Regions from separate parts of the Homo sapiens genome. Here region 2 is linked to region 1. Evidence: read pairs that join two places in POLR2A ChIA-PET (ENCODE). Cell type or tissue: A673. All regions are shown on one strand. Each heading gives the region's core, and the rest is flanking DNA. Links, peaks and the distances in the headings are about the cores only.

Region 1 (2,914 bases), core at 225-2,724:
ATAATGCACTCAAAGGATTGAGCACAGTAATTGGGCCCAAAATAATCACTCCAAAGATGTGAGCTACTATATCTATCTATGCATATCTATGTATACATAAAGTAGCTATTACATATAATAGGTAAGAATTGTTCCATGAGTATTTGCATGTTATCTTCCTGCCTCTGTCGGAATATTCGGCTGTTTCATTTAATATAAGATGAGAGTGAGTATAGGCATGCGCCACTATGCCCGGCTAATTTTTGTATTTTCAGTAGAGATGGGCCAGGTGTGGTGGTGGCTCATGCCTGTAATCCCAGCACTTTGGGAGGCCGAGGCGGGTGGATCATGAGGTCAAGAGATCGAGACCATCCTGGCCAACATGGTGAAACCCCGTCTCCACTAAAAATACAAAAATTAGCTGGGTGTGGTGGTGCGTGCCTGTAGTCCCAGCTACTCGGGAGGCTGAGGCAGGAGAATCGCTTGGACCCAGGAGGTGGAGGTTGCAGTGAGCCGAGATCGCGCCACTGCACTCCAGCCTGGTGACACAGCGATACTCCATCTCAAAAAAAAAAAAAAAATAGTAGAGATGGGGTTTCACCATGTTGGCCAGGCTAGTCTCCTGACCTCAAGTGATACACCCACCTCGGCCTCCTAAAATGCTGGGATTACAGGTGTGAGCCACCACGCTTGGCCTGATGTTTCCTTTAATACTGTATCATCTCATTAAGAACAAAATGTGGTGGATACCAGGTGGAGTTTGTCTCCTTCGATCCAATGGGTCCAGCCTCTGTTCTTCTTTTCTCCCTTCTGGATACAGGTGAGCCTGTCATTGTCCCAGATAACCAAACTCTGCATGAAGAGAGGAGAAAATGTTAGCTTGTCCTGGCAGGATCCTCAAGTGTTACGAAGTAGAATGCCAAGTTACCCTTGCAAAATCAACAGCCTACTTACTGCTTTTTTTTTTTTTTGAGATGGAGTCCCACTCTGTCACCCAGGCTGGAGTGCAGTGGCACGATCTTGGCTTACTGCAACCAACCTCCACCTCCCGGGTTCAAGTGATTCTCCTGCCTCAGCCTCCTAAGTAGCTGGGATTACAGGCTCCTGCCAGCACGCCCCCCTACTTTTTGAATTTTTTTCTGTAGAGACAGGGTTTTGCCGTGTTGCCCAGGCTGGTCTCAAACTACTGACCTCAGGTGGTCCGCCTGCGTTGGCCTCCCAAAGTGTTAGGATTACAAGCGTAATCCACCGCACCTGGCATTTCTTTACATTTTACCTTGCATTTTCTGTTGTCCAGGCCTCTGTTATCTTCATCAAATTCTTCTCCAACTTTAAATTTCACAAAGTAGTTCCTTAGGCTGCTGTTCGTGTGGATGGTAAAAGAATCCCCATTCTGCTCAATCACTTTCTGTGGCTTCAGCAACTTGGCTATTTTACGAGTGGCAAAGTCAATACCTTAAAAATAATTTTTAAAAATATTTGAACATTCGCTTGAGATACAAAAGTGAAGAATTTGGTAGCTGTTCTCAAAATCACCACATGTAATTGTTAGCATTTCCTGTACGACTTCTATGTTGTTTGCTGCCAAAATCAGATCTACAAGGAATCGTCTTGGCAAACTGCCAACCACAGCCTGATTAAAAAGTTTGCAAATGCCAGGTGCAGTAATTCCAGCACTTTGGGACACAGAAGACAGGAGGATTGTTTGAGCTTAGGAGTTTGAGACCAGCCTGGGCAACATAGCAAGACCCTGTCTCTATAAAAAAATAAAAACTGTAGGCCAGGTGCAGTGGCTCACACCTGTAATCCCAGCACTTTTGGGAGGCTGAGGAGGGCGGATCACCTGAGGTCAGGAGTTTGAGACCAGCCTGATCAACATGTAGAAACCCCATCTCTACTAAAAATACAAAATTAGCCGGGCATGGTGGCACATACCTGTAATCCCAGCTACTTTGGAGGCTGAAGTAGGAGAATTGCTTGAACCCAGGAGGCGGAGGTTGCAGTGAGCCAAGATCACACCACTGCACTCCAGCCTGAGCAACAGAGCGAGACTCCATCTCAAAAAAAAAGAAAGAAAAAGAAAACCAAAGGGACAGGGCTTAGGCCCCCCAACCCAGCCTCAGTCATAACTCTGCCTTTTTCTGCCTTATGTATTTACACTTTGAATTAAGAGAGCATTTGAACAGTTTCTCAACAAGAATGAAAACAAAACTCAAAAACCACTGGATTCATGTATATACCTCTCTCTCTCTCTCTCTCTATATATATATATACACACACACACACACACACACACACGTATATACTTTTTTTTTTCTTTTTTTTTTTCCGAGACACAGTCTCACTCTGTCGCCCAGGTTGGGGAGAGCAGTGGCACGATTTCAGCTCACTGCAACCTCCACTCCCGGGTTCAAGCAATTCTCTTGCCTCAGTCTCCTGAGTAACTGGAATTACAGGCTTGCATCACCACACCCAGCTATATACTACTATGTATTTATAATTTTTTTCTTTTTTTGAGACAGGATCTCATTCTGTCACCCAGGCTGAAGTGCAGTGGTGCAATCATGGCTCACTGTAGCCTCAACCTTTCAGGCTCAAGTGATTCTCCTATCTCAGCCTCTCGAATAGCTGGGACTACAGGCACATGCCACCATGCCTGGAAATGTTTTAAATATTTTTTTGTAGAGATCAAGTCTCACTATGTTGCCCAGGTTGGTCTCGAACTCTTGGGCTCAAGCAATCCTCTCACCTCAGCCTCCCAAAGTGCTGGGATTACAGACATGAGCCACCCTGCTCGGCTAGAATTCTTAAATAAGCTTTAAAGAAGAGTTCCACAGGGAAACATGGAATGCTAAGAAGATGAAGATCAGGGTTTGGAATCCCAGTTCCACTTACTGCCTTTGAGCATATTATGTAGCTAGAAATAAACACCACT
Region 2 (2,914 bases), core at 327-2,826, 200 kb before region 1:
CGGGGTTTCACTGTGTTGGCCAGGCTGGTCTCGAACTCCTGACCTGAGGTGATCTGCCCGCTTCGGCCTCCCAAAGTGCTGGGATTACAGGCGTGAACCACCACGCCTGGCCCTGTCATTATTATTATTGTCTTTTTTGTTTTGTTTTGTTGGGAAAGAGTCTCACTCTGATGCTCAGGCTTGAGTGCAGTAATGCGATCTCAGCTCATTGCAACCTCTGCCTCCTGAGTTCAAGCAATTTTCGTGCCTCAGCCTCCTAATGTAGCTGGGATTACAGGCATGTGCCACCACACCTGGCTAATTTTTGTAATTTTAGTAGAGATGGCCAGGCACAGTGGCTCGCGCTCGTAATCCCAGCACTTTGGGAGGCTGAGGCAAGCAGATCGCATGAGGTCAGGAGTTCAAGACCAGACTGACTAACATGGAGAAACTTCGTCTCTACTAAAAATACAAACTTAGTCGGGCATGGTGGCACATGCCTGTAATCCCAGCTGCTCGGGAAGCTGAGGCAGGAGAATCGATTGAACCCGGGAGGCAGATGCTGCAGTGAGCTGAGATCGCGCCATTGCAATCCAGCCTAGGCAACAAGAGCAAAACTCTGTCTCAAAAAAAAAAAAATTGTAGTAGAGATGGGGTTTTGCCATGTTGGCCAGGCTGGTCTTGAACTCCTAACCTCAAGGGATCCACCCACCTCGGCCTCGGCCTCCCAAAGTGCTGGAATTACATGCATGAGCCACTACGCCCAGCCTATTGTCATTATTTAATACGGTGTTTAATACAGTGTATGTGGGTGGGTATCATGTTCGTTTTTTTTTTTTTTTTGAGACAGAGTCTCACTGTGTTGCCCAGGCTGGAGTGCAGTGGCACGAGCTCAGCTCACTGCAAGCTCCCTGTCCCGGGTTCACGTGATTCTCCTGCCTCAGCCTCCCGAGTAGCTAGGATTACAGGCTCACACTACCACGTCGAGCTAATTTTTTGTGTATTTTGAGTAGAGACGGGGTTTCACTATGTTGGCCAGACTGGTCTCGAACTCCTGACCTTGCAATCTGCCCGCCTTGGCCTCCCAAAGTGCTGGGATTACAGGTGTGAGCCACTGACCAGGCCATCATGTTAGTTTTTATACTTTACTACCTGTTTAAAAAATACATATGTAATTTATTCTGGGCAAGGTGGGATGCACCTGTAGTCCCAGCTACCTGGGAGGCTGAGGTGGGTGGATCTCTTGAGCCCAGGAGCTCTAGGCTACAGTGCACTTTTATTGTACCTGTAAATAGCCACTGCACTCCAGCCCAGGCAACAGAGCAAGACCCCACCTGTAAAAAAGTAAATAACTTCATAACTTAAAAAATGATAGGTCAGGCTCAGTGGCTCACACCTGTAACCCCAGCACTTTGGGAGGCTGAGGCAGGTGGTTCACCTGAGGTCAAGAGTTTGAGACCAGCCTGACCAACATGGTGAAACCCCATCTTTACTAAAAATACAAAATTAGCCGGGCGTGGTGGCACAGTTCTATACTCCTAGCTTCTCAGGAGGCTGAGGCAAGAGAATCTCTTGAACTCAGGAGGCAGAGGTTGCAGTGAGCTGAGATCGTGCCATTGTACTCCAGCCTGGGCAACAATAGAGAAACTCCATCTCAAAAAAAAAAAAAAAAGATATTTGTCCAGAGGCATCCCAGCTGTGATGCCACCAGTAATCCTCTGCAGACTGGGTCGGCAGCTACATCAGAGGGCATGGGACCGATCCCCAGCAGCTGAGCCATGTGTGAGGAGCCGAGTGGGTGGGAGACAGCAAGCCATAATCCTCTCTCTCTGACCTGGTTTTCAGATGCCCTAGTCTCACAGCCTGCACTGTAAAAGGCCACCGCGTCTCGGCCACACATTTGGTAAATGTGTTATGGAAATCCCTTCCTGACTGAGTCCATATTCACTCAAAACTGCCACATGCCGACTCTTGCACTGACAAAAATGTGGGAAGAGCCCAATTTCATTTCTGGCAAAATCCTCTACAGGACCATCCATGCCCATAAAGAGAATTACTTTCCAGTTATTTTAACCAAGGTCAGGTAACACATGGACTTGAGTCCTAGATCATGTTGCATGAGTAAAAATAGGAACTGCTTACATTGTTGGACTTAAGAGACTAGGCAGCTCTCTACCCCATTAAATCTAGAAAATATATGCTTTCCTATGCAAAATCTTTATAAATATTAATTAATGTCTATTTTATGTAAGTATGTATCTATTAAACACTGAATTAAATAATGACAATAAGGAGCTTAAATCAATAAATTTTCTGTTTTTTGCCAATGAGTACTTTAACAAACAGGATGCAATCTGGTTTAACTCATTAATATTAATGTACAGTGGCACCACTTATGCCAGGGTTATTTGGAATCAGAAAATCAAAACTGGAAGATGCTTTAGAATTGGTCTGCTACCTAGTCAGGAAATAAGCACAGCAAGTCTCTAGTTTGCTGAGGACCGAATTTTTTTTTTTTCTTTGAGACTGTGTCTGGCTCTGTCGCCCAAGCTGGAGTGCAGTGGCGCAATCTCGGCTCACTGCAACTTCCACCTCCCAGGTTCAAGCGATTCTCGTGCCTCAGCCTCCCAGCCTCCCTAGTAGCTGGGACTACAGGCACCTGCCACCACACCTGACTAATTTTTGTATTAGTCAGAGATGGGGTTTAGTAGAGATGGGGTTTCACCATGTTGGTCAGGCTGGTCTCAATCTCAAGTGATATGCCCGCTTTGGCCTCCAAAAGTGCTGGGATTACAGGTGTAAGCCACCATGCCTGGCCTAGGGCTGATTTTTTTTTTTTTTTTTTTTTTACGGAGTCTCGTTCTGTCACCCAGGCTGGAGTGCAGTGCTGTGATCTCGGCTCACTGCAACGTCCGCCTCCCGAGTTCAGGCAATT

What was found. Peaks named below come from ENCODE experiments on the same cell type or tissue, not always from the same donor. Only the 100,000 strongest peaks of a DNase experiment are listed, where the experiment ranks them.
Region 2: POLR2A ChIA-PET joins it to region 1 with 7 read pairs; 2 of 35 experiments call an interaction of 5 or more read pairs at or near these places.

Annotation. Positions count from the first base shown.
Region 1 is chr1:10,006,090-10,009,003 of GRCh38, reverse strand. RBP7 (retinol binding protein 7) reads right to left here. Exons shown (of 4, transcript NM_052960.3): 2 at 1,256-1,434; 3 at 730-831. Among named protein-coding and RNA genes, the nearest start is that of RBP7, 10 kb to the right of the region's middle. RefSeq lists a silencer at 1,507-1,707. In A673, for the core only: no CTCF peak of the experiment used is centred there; a DNase peak (open chromatin) is centred at 1,593.
Region 2 is chr1:10,203,374-10,206,287 of GRCh38, reverse strand. No RefSeq gene overlaps it. Among named protein-coding and RNA genes, the nearest start is that of KIF1B, 5.7 kb to the left of the region's middle. In A673, for the core only: no CTCF peak of the experiment used is centred there; no DNase peak of the experiment used is centred there.